2 separate regions of the Homo sapiens genome follow, and region 1 is linked to region 2. The links are chromatin contacts, found by Hi-C or POLR2A ChIA-PET in ENCODE. All regions are on one chromosome and are shown on one strand. The core of a region is the stretch at or near the end of the contact, and the rest is flanking DNA. Distances in the headings are between cores, read along the strand shown.

Evidence for each region. Hi-C counts contacts between places; a loop is a spot of excess contacts on that map. ChIA-PET counts read pairs that join two places held with the same protein, here RNA polymerase II (POLR2A). Pooled maps may share reads with other maps.
Region 1: a loop to region 2 is called in a pooled map, with 2.9 times the contacts of the local background. The contact joins the enhancer-like site here to the promoter of CYP1B1 in region 2. A Hi-C loop is called at or near these places in 2 of 168 maps with a recorded cell type or tissue (MCF 10A and mammary epithelial cell) and 4 of 50 pooled maps. POLR2A ChIA-PET finds 5 or more read pairs at or near these places in 6 of 52 experiments (BJ, GM10248, MCF 10A and 3 more).

Annotation. Positions count from the first base shown.
Region 1 is chr2:38,230,304-38,235,625 of GRCh38, reverse strand. The region is part of intron 1 of LOC102723739 (a long non-coding RNA gene); the gene reads left to right. It also overlaps the pseudogene RPL7P12. Among named protein-coding and RNA genes, the nearest start is that of CYP1B1-AS1, 100 kb to the right of the region's middle. Within about 2 kb of position 1,870, at least 4 of the 41 ENCODE cell types and tissues checked have a DNase peak (open chromatin) inside an H3K27ac peak, as active enhancers do.
Region 2 is chr2:38,074,901-38,080,156 of GRCh38, reverse strand. CYP1B1 (cytochrome P450 family 1 subfamily B member 1) reads left to right here and starts at 4,006. Exons shown (of 3, transcript NM_000104.4): 1 at 4,006-4,377; 2 at 4,768-5,256. The coding sequence starts at 4,769. RefSeq lists silencers at 2,891-3,010, 3,921-4,010, cis regulatory regions at 3,054-3,083, 4,004-4,011, an enhancer at 2,985-3,183 and a promoter at 2,650-4,025.

The sequences.
Region 1 (5,322 bases), core at 621-3,120, 160 kb before region 2:
TGAATGAGTGCCTGTTATGGTGCTAGACACTTCATGGTGTGTGTTTTGGTGCTAGACGCTTTTAGAGAATACAGAGTCAAGGCATTTTGAGTTAGGTTGGCCTGGGTTCAAGTCTTGACTCTGCCGTATAAGCTGGGTGACTTTGGGTCAACCATTTAGTATTTTTTAAATAATTTTTATTTTTATTTCAATAGTTGGGGTACAGTTTTTGGTTACATGGATAAGTTCTTTAGTGGTGATTTCTGAGATTTTGATGCACCTGTCACCCAAGGAGTGTACGCTGTACTCAATATGTAGTCTTTTATCCCTCACGCCCCTACCACCCTTCCCCCAGAATCCCCAAAGTCCATTATATTGTTCTTATGCCTTTGCATCCTCATAGTGTAACTCCCACTTATGAGAATATATTATATTTGGTTTTCCATTCCTGAGTTACTTCACTTAGAATAATGACCTCCAGCTCCTTCCAAGTTGCTGCAAAAGGCATTATTTTGTTCCTTTTTATGGCTGAGTAGTATTCCATGTTGTATATATACCACATTTTCTTTAACCACTTGTTGATTGATGGGCACTTAGGTTGGTTCCATATCTTTGCAATTGTGAATTGTGCTGCCATAAACACATATGTGCATGTGTCTTTTTCATATAATGACTTCTTTTCCTTTGGGTAGATACCCAGTAGTGGGATTGCTAGATCGAATGGTACTTCTACTTTTAGTTCTTTAAGGAATCTCCATACTGTTTTCCGTAGTGGTTGTGGTAATTTACATTGCCACTAGCAGTGTAAAAGTGTTCCCTTTACACCACATTCATGCCAACATCTGTTGTTTTTCGACTTCTTAATTATGGACATTCTTGCAGGAGTAAGGTGATGTTGAACATTTTTTTTTCATATGTTTGTTGGCTGTTCATGTATATTTTTTGAGAATTGCCTATTCATGTTCTTTGCCCACTTTTTGATGGGATTATTTGTTTTTTTCTTGCTGATTTGTTTGAGTTCCTTATAGATTCCGGATATTTGTCCTTCACTGGATGCATAGTTTGCGACTATTTTCTCCCAGTCTATGGGTTGTCTGTTTAGTCTTTTGATTATGTGCTTCTTCATGTGTAACATGGGATGATAATTCTGGGTTGTAGGTGACATTACATAAGGGGTCTTGCACACATACTCTTTTAATCAAAGGAAAAACAAAAAATGTTAGTTCCAGAAATTAGAACAGAGGAAGACATCTTGCTTCTGAGATGATTATTTTTTTCTTAGAGGAGCATATGAAGTAGTGGAAGCTCAGACATTCACAGAGAACATGTGCTGGGAAAAAAACACATGCCAACGTAGTCCAAAGACTCGCATGTTCACTCTATTCTTATTCAGAAAGGACTTAAGATATCACTTAAAAATAAATCAAGACAACAAAGCGGATGAAAAAGCAAAGCAAAATCAAGGATGGGACATACGGTGAAGGGGGAAGGGGAAAGTGTGCAAATGCCCCCAGGGAGGCTGCTCCCTACACTTGCTTTATGGGGCCTCACATTCGATGCTGAGCTTTCCAGTGGCCACCACCAACAGTCATAGAGACAACTATGGATACCTGCAGTGAATGCCAAATACAGGAGAATAATCAGTGGAGGGAGGCTGGGGAGGGAAGCCTCCTTGAAAATGATGAGATTCGAGCCAGGTTTTGAAGGGTGTAAGAGCTATGTATTCCAGACAGAGGGAGCCACCCAAGCAAAATACGCAGAAGGAGAGTCAAGAGGTGGTCCTGGCATACAGGGATCCTTTGGGATAGTCTGGAGGAAGAGAAGATGACTGAGGCCTCTAATGCCAGACTTTACGCTTTCCTCAAAAGGAGCTGGTGAGTCACAGGAGAAAATGACCTGATGGGAGTGGTATTTGGAGGAAATTATCCTGGCACCACACAGCTATAATTTTCCCCTTTGCAAGTTAAAATTCATCACGGACATTTAGCAAAACGCTGTCACGCATGTCTCTCCTAATGTGGTCCACATCTGGCTCTGCCACTGGCAAATAGAGTATTTAGAAAATCTGTGCAGCATTAGTACCTAATAACCCTTTTTTAAACATAGTGAAGGAAATCGCAAACTTAGGAATGGCACATATCCTTCCAGATTAATTTAGTCCAGGTTCCCTATGTGACTTAAGAAATCCCTAGTTGCAGCTGCATCTAGTAGTCTGGACAACGGCGTGAGTGTTGAAATCCAGGGAGGTTGAGATTAATCTTAGAAATAAGAGTAAACTTAGTGATGCTCACTTTCAGTTTGCTTTCCTTGGATGTATAAAGTTTTGAGAGTTTAAAATGGCTTTAGACTTAAAAGCATTCTGCCTAAAATAATTACAGCACAACCAGCAGGGGTTTCTTTTCTAAAAGAAAGTTTTATTTGTGTAGGACGTGGACATCATGATCAGTTCAAATATTTGTATTTCAAAATTTAGGCTTGAATTTTGGCTGCATTGAGTCTTCCTTTGATGTATTTTGAGGGGCTAAAGAGCTCCTTCAGTTCCTAGAAAAACGAGGTTTGATCATTCCTCAGGGTCAGAAGCTGGCAGAAGGTAGGGACACCAAGTACTGAAGGGGCTAAGCATGTGGGGGCAGGAAAATATTTAAGGGAACATGCACTTTCTCAGCTCAAGACGCATCTCTCTTTTATAAGACTGTACATAATTTCTTCTTGACTTGAGTTAGTTTTAATCCATGTACGGTCTGTTCTCTGGAACAGCTGTTACAAGACTATGCTCCTTTCTCCCTTGGAAAAACCATGTCCTTGATAAATATTGATGGGGAAGTGGGGAGGGCAAGGCCTTATTGCATTGACTGTCATGTGTTCACTTAAATAATCCAAGCGACTGTTTTTTTGGGGGGCCATTCCCAATGGACTCTTGTGAAGCAAGTTAGATTCATTGAAAGAGGTGTTGCAAGATGAACAACAAACTCACTCCCTGGTTTGTGCCTGACTCTCCTCTGGGAGGATGATTACATTTGCAAGTAGGACAGCCACTGGAGAGAGTCCTGGTGAGAAGATCTAGATTTTGAATTCTTCTGTGCTTTGGTAAATTGTCCAAGTTGGGCTGCTCATTGTGAACCTGGGTGACTTCTTTTCTCTGTAGGAAAGTGCAAGTCAAATCTAGGTGAGATAAGAAAGTACAGAGTTTTGTAGTAATTCATTTTTTCTTAATGAAATTCAATCATTCACTTATTTGTTTATTTATTTTTATTTATTTATTTTTTCAATTTGAGAGCAGGTACTGTTTATTAACCAAACAGCTTAGAAAAATAATCATGGTAGACACCTTAGTTCATTCTTTTAATAAGTCTGTTGATCTGGTCCTCCCTGTTGCCAGGATCTCCACCTTCTACAAAGTGGGTGGCCTTTTCTTCTTTCCACCTCATGCAGAAGATAATTTGAAGGGCCACAGGAAGTTATTTGCTTCTTTGAAGCATTTTCCAACAGTATAGATCTCATGAATCAGATCCTCCATGCAGACGATGCCATATTTACCAAGAGATTGAGCAATCGAAGTGTTATCTGTCAAAGAAAGCAATTCGCTTCTTACTGATTTTGCCATAAGCACGCTTGTAGATTAGTTCATTTACTGACTTCAGATTTGGGTACTCCCATGCAATATATGGCTCTACAACCCTCAGCATGTTAATTGAAACTTTGTTGAGTTTCACAAAGGTTCCATTGAAGATTTGACGAAGGCGAAGAAGCTGCAACACCTTTCGGACCTTTGGCCTCACACCATTGATACCTCTGATCCTGATGACAAATGCCAATTTGGGTTCTTCAGGTACATAGAAGTTGCCAGCTTTTCTTGCCATCCTCGCCATTCATATTTCAGTTCTGTACATCTGCCTTTATTCCCTGTGATAGTGCTTTGCTTCTTCATAGATAAGCTTCCTCCTTGCCTTTCAAAGCATCTTTTAGGCAAACTTCTTTCAAAGGCACTTGATCTTCAGCTCTGAGAAATTCCTTCCCTTTTTCTTAAGGGTTTCTGGCATAACAGGAACCTTCTTCTTCTTCTCTTCTACATCCTCCATGGTTCCAGCTGGAAAAAGAGTTCATTCACTTATTTAACAAGTATTTATTGAGAGCCTTCTATGTGCTAGCTGCTGTGCTTGGTGGTAGGAATACTGAGAGCTATATTGACAAACACAATAAATCATAGCCCATAAACAATTGGTGTGACATCTGGCAGAGTAACAGCTCTCCAAGTATGTACCAAATGACACCCATTCCATGAAATTCTCTTGTCCCCACTGGAGAGAGAAAGAGAAAAAGGAAGAAAGAATAAAGGAAGAAGGAAAGAAAGGAAAAGCAGGGAGAATTACTTTTTCTCCAATTAGGGAAACACTGTACTCTCTGTTTTCATTGTATCATAGAATAATAAATGCTTTGGTATGTTCTTCTATAAATAATTGTGCTAGTTTTGTTTAATTTAATAGAATTCTACCTACGAATATTTTGAGAACTAGTTTTCTGTGAAACATTCTTTGAGGAAACTCAGTAGAAATTAGTGTCAAAAACTATCAGGATGGCAAAGCTGCCTTGCCATAGTTGTTGGTGGTCAAGTGTTGCTGCCACTGAGTGAAATCCACCACGGAGCTGCTAAGCCTGTCCTCTGTGGCTGCCAAACACACTTCATGCAGTGCATGGGGCTCCCTGCTGTGCACCTTCCCTGTGAGAAATGGGTCGTCCCGGCTACTCACCCACCTGTTCCAATTCATTTACTTTCATAATCCTGACTTCAAATTTACTTCATTGGTAGCATTTTCTGAAGTGCCATCATTAGAATAAAGGAACATTTTATTATTTAATTTTCTTATGACAGTAGCAAAGCATGCTTATCATAGAAACACTATAAAGTGATAGAAACTAGTAAGAGGAAATAAAAGCCCATCCAGAAATAACTACTGTTCATGTCTTGGTGAGCTTCCTCTCAATGTTCTCTCCCTACCTCTATTCTCTCTCTCTTTCTCTCTCTCTCTCTCTCACATACACACATCAAAAATGAAATCATTTGAACTTTTTCCCTTAATACTATATTGTGACAGGGGCTGTCTTAGTTTTCACTATACTTGCAGTGCCTCATGCAGACAGTGACACTCTGTAACTGCCCAGTGAAGATTTGGTGAGAGGATGACCAGTTCTAAGGCCTCTGCTAGCTCTGAAACTATTTGATCTTTATCATTCTTTTTGTAAAATCATTCTTTTATTCTGTGAATCTTACATGTGGCAATTTACCGTGTTGATTTTTAAGGGATTATTAGATTTTATTTTTTAGAACAGTTTTAGATTTACCAA
Region 2 (5,256 bases), core at 2,757-5,256:
TTTAAAATAATAATAACAATAATGGCTTTGGGTTTCCTTAGGTTATCCTCCAACCCAAAGAAACCAGTGGGCAGACATGTATACATGGAGTGGACTGGGTCAGCTCTTTGGCTTCCTAGCATGTTCTGCCATCTCTTTTTTTCTGATGACAGAACAAGCCCTTGCCCACAGGGTAAAAACCTGATGCCAGCCTGGCCCCCTGGAGTCCTTCTAGGACCCTGGAAGAGAGCTGTTCTCTTTCTCTTTGTTTTGTTAATTTTAAGCTGCTTCCTTGCCATGCAAAGAGAGAAAGCCCAAGCAAAGACCAGCATAGGCAGAGAGCCGGTAGAGCGGCCTGGGTCCTTGTATCCTGTGAAGCATCACGGTTATCCTTCTCTGCACATGGGCCAGTGCATTCCTGTTCTGCTTAAACAAGCTTAAGTTGTTCCTTCGAGTCAATACAAGATAAGATATTTTAAACCTCTCTCTACTTTAAACTATCCCTCTAGCTTAGCTGTTCTTTTTGAAAGTTATTTGCAACAAACAATTCAAGTTTGAGATTTGGGAGGGCAGAATGCCCATATTCTGTGTTGATTGAAAGGAGATTCCTGGGCCTTAGGTCCCTGCTTTGGTTGAGAAGTTGTGATGATAATTAAAGAGCCTGCGTAGATTCTCACTAGAGGCAGGGCTCTGCCTTGAGTTGGGTCGGGGTGCCAACAGGCTGCTCTGGATTTATCCGAAGTCCTTATCAGGGTACCGGATGGGGCATTCAATGAAGTTTGCACCATAAAGCCCTAAGAACTCCAGGCTTGAAGATTCTCTGCAAAAAGTGTTACCATAGCCAGTCATTTTGGTTTGCCATAACCGATAAGGGCTTATCTTTCTGACAGCACTTACCAACCTAGTTCCTCTGATTTTTGAGTCATGTCCTAGAAAAAGAGCTGAGCCCAAGGAACTACAGCTTGGAGGATATATCTGATCTATCTGCGATGGCAGGAAAGCATGCATCTAGTTGATCTAAAAACTAGATGGCATTATTGAGGAGTTGGACAGGCGGTCTTAGGAACAACCTCGTTTTATACTTTTTAAAAATAGGAATTTACTTAAAGGCAACTTCCATCTGCTCTCATTCTGGCAGAGGTATTGTGATAAAGGCTTTCAGGAATGTCAACAGCTCAGGATTGGCATTAGCTCATAGATAATTCCCGTCTACTAAATTAAAGTCTATGAGAGATTGATGCATGCACCAGAGTCTTGAATTATTAGGCAAGGATCTTGCTAAAGCTGGACATGGGAAGGTTGCTATGAAACTCATTTCAAAGGCTGTGTAGGCCAACTCACCTCTGGGAAACCAACGCTTATTATTAAACCAATGCAACTGCTCAAAAACTAAAACTCCATCACTATCTAAGTTCCCCATCATGGTGTGTGAAATCATTTCCAGAAAACTCTTCAAAAGATACCGAATAAAAGGCATCACAGGCCGGGCACGGTGGCTCATGCCTGTAATCCCAGCACTTTGGGAGGCCCAGGCTGGTGGATCACCTGAGGTCAGGAGTTTGAGACCAGCCTGGCCAGCATGGTGAAACCCCATCTCTACTAGAAAAATACAAAAATTAGCCGGGTGTGGTGGTGCGCACCTGTAATCCCAGCTACTTGGGAGGCTGAGCCAGGAGAACCTGGCAGGCGGAGGTTGCAGTGAGCCGAGATCACGCCATTGCACTGCAGCCCAGGTGACAGAGTGAGACTCCATCTCAAAAAAAATAAATAAATAAAAATAAAAATAAAAAAAGCCATCACGAAAAGACATTTCTTTATCAGGTCAGCAAATTGATTGCTGGTTTCAATCTCTCAAGAAGTCAGATTCTTTTCAGACACTCCTTTGTGTTTCTTTACAATGTAATCAGTCATTCCAGGGTCAGCTATGAGGCACACTCCCCTGGCCTCCCTCATAAGCAATTTAATTGCAAAGGGTTAGCATACTATTTCTTCTCTGCTATTCTCAGAATTCTCAATTATGAAAACAAAAACAATAATTAAAAAGTTCTTCCAGCTGATTTTTTTTTTTTTTTTTTTTTTGAGACAGAGTCTCACTTAAACTCTGCTGCCCAGGCTGTAGTGCAGTGGTGCAATCTCTGCTCACTGCAACCTCTGCCTCCCACGTTCAACCAATTCTGCTGCCTTCCCCCCTGATCCCCGAGTAGCTGGGATTACAGGTGTGCACCACCACGTCCGGCTAACTTTTGTATTTTTAGTAGATGGGGTTTCGCCATGTTGGCCAGGCTGGTCTCGAACTCCTGACCTCAAGTGATCCGCCCGCTTAAGCCTCCCAAAGTGCTGGGATTACAGGCGTGAGCCACTGCGCCTAGCCCCACGTGCATTTTTTTTTTTAAGGGAGGCAGGAAAGAAGGCATTTGGGCCTCTTATCTGCAATTTTCTTCCGTGTAAACTTATGTGAAGGATCTGGAGTGGGACTTGGTGGCTTCAAGCCCTGGCTCCACTTCTTGATGGCTGCGCGACCTGGGTTAAGTCACGCAACCTCTCTGAACCCTAGTTTATTCATCTGTAAACAGGTCAATAATAGCACGAGATTCGCAGCGCGAGTGGAGCTCAAAGTGCAGGGTTGTCCCTGGTGAACCTATCACTTTTATATTTATCCTTTGATGAAGCCAGTACAATTCCTACCTGGTTAACCAGATACATCCCACCTCTTCCCTCGAGTTCGCCCTTCCCCCCGCCTCGTGAAGTCCTTGTTCTCTTAGCTGTCTTGAAAATCCTATGCATCAGCATGTAGGAAAGGGCGCGCCAGGCGGGGGAAGCCACCCCCGCCCAAGCGCCTCCGGCTTCCCTTATAAAGGGAGGGCCCCCTTCGCGACCGCAAGCGCGCCCAGGAAGACCACAGAGCCGCCGGTGCGCAGCGAGGTGGCGATACGCGCCCGGGCTCGGCCTGCGGGTGGTGGCCCAAGCGTCCGCCTCGCTGGCCTGGCAGGCGCGACTGTGCGTGCGCAGCCGAGGGTGGTGGCGGCCGGCACCCCACGCCAAGGGTGGTGGTGGCCGGCACCCCACCCTCGGCCGCCGCCTCCGCGTGTCAGGTGCCGTGAGAAGCGCGGGAGGAGCGGCCGCAGGCAGCGCCCAGGGATATGACTGGAGCCGACTTTCCAGAAGCGGCGCACGCAAAGCCCAGCTCCGCACGCAAAGGGGAGGCGACAGCAGAAACTTCAACCCGATAAAGTTCGCCGGAGCGCGGAGATTCGCCTCCTCCTGCCACTCTCCGCCCCGCTCGGGTCCCGCCCCGCTAGCTCCCCCAGGCCCCCCCAGTCGCCCCAGCTTGGCTCCCCGCCCTGCGCCAACGGCTTCCATCGCAGCCTGGGCGGCCCCGCGCCCACCAGCGGGCGGCGCCACCTGGAGTGGCCTCTACGCGGGAAATCTCAGGGCCAGCTGCGCCCCAGGAGCCTTTGTGTGCCCAAGCACTGTCGGGGCCCCGGGGCGGGGGAGCGGCTACTTTTAGGGATTCCTGATCTCGCCGCAAGAACTGGAAAAAATTTAGCATGCCAAAGAGCCTCCACTGAGGTGGCAATTTGTTTGCGAGAACCTAAGATAAAATTTAAACAACCAACCAGGGGCGCTGTGAGGCAAACCGCTGCCACTACACTGGCTTTCCGGGAAGCAAGCTCAAGTCGCGGAGAGGGAAGGGAGGTCGTGCGCTCGGGGCGGGGCGCGCTCCCAAGTCGAGCGCAGCGGCCGGGGCAGGTTGTACCGAGCGTGGTTCTGGGGACACCGTGCGGCCTCGATTGGAGGTGGCTGTGATGAAGCGCGGTTACCGCACAATGGAAACGTGGGCACCTCCGCTCCCATGAAAGCCTGCTGGTAGAGCTCCGAGGCCGGCCGGTGCGCCTGGACGGGAGTCCGGGTCAAAGCGGCCTGGTGTGCGGCGCGCCCCGCCCCCCGCAGGCCCCGCCCTGCCAGGTCGCGCTGCCCTCCTTCTACCCAGTCCTTAAAACCCGGAGGAGCGGGATGGCGCGCTTTGACTCTGGAGTGGGAGTGGGAGCGAGCGCTTCTGCGACTCCAGTTGTGAGAGCCGCAAGGGCATGGGAATTGACGCCACTCACCGACCCCCAGTCTCAATCTCAACGCTGTGAGGAAACCTCGACTTTGCCAGGTCCCCAAGGGCAGCGGGGCTCGGCGAGCGAGGCACCCTTCTCCGTCCCCATCCCAATCCAAGCGCTCCTGGCACTGACGACGCCAAGAGACTCGAGTGGGAGTTAAAGCTTCCAGTGAGGGCAGCAGGTGTCCAGGCCGGGCCTGCGGGTTCCTGTTGACGTCTTGCCCTAGGCAAAGGTCCCAGTTCCTTCTCGGAGCCGGCTGTCCCGCGCCACTGGAAACCGCACCTCCCCGCAGGTCAGTCTGTCTGCCGAGGCGCTGCCCGGCGACCTCTTCAGATGGATTATTACAGGTAGCGGGTGGCGTGGTAGGTACTTTAAAGGAAATCAAGCGCCACCGCCTCGATGCCCGCAGCGTTGTCCCCAGATTGCAGGAACCGTTACGCGCCTTGCGGGGAGGGGAAGGGTTTGGCGCTGGGTTACAGCGAGGTGGAAACACGCCCCTTCTCTTCTCCAAGGGAGAGTGGGTTGGGGATGGGAAGGGGCGTCTTCGGCCATTTCTCCAGAGAGTCAGCTCCGACCTCTCCACCCAACGGCACTCAGTCCCCAGAGGCTGGGGTAGGGGCGTGGGGCGCCCGCTCCTGTCTCTGCACCCCTGAGTGTCACGCCTTCTCCTCTCTGTCCCCAGCATGGGCACCAGCCTCAGCCCGAACGACCCTTGGCCGCTAAACCCGCTGTCCATCCAGCAGACCACGCTCCTGCTACTCCTGTCGGTGCTGGCCACTGTGCATGTGGGCCAGCGGCTGCTGAGGCAACGGAGGCGGCAGCTCCGGTCCGCGCCCCCGGGCCCGTTTGCGTGGCCACTGATCGGAAACGCGGCGGCGGTGGGCCAGGCGGCTCACCTCTCGTTCGCTCGCCTGGCGCGGCGCTACGGCGACGTTTTCCAGATCCGCCTGGGCAGCTGCCCCATAGTGGTGCTGAATGGCGAGCGCGCCATCCACCAGGCCCTGGTGCAGCAGGGCTCGGCCTTCGCCGACCGGCCGGCCTTCGCCTCCTTCCGTGTGGTGTCCGGCGGCCGCAGCATGGCTTTCGGCCACTACTCGGAGCACTGGAAGGTGCAGCGGCGCGCAGCCCACAGCATGATGCGCAACTTCTTCACGCGCCAGCCGCGCAGCCG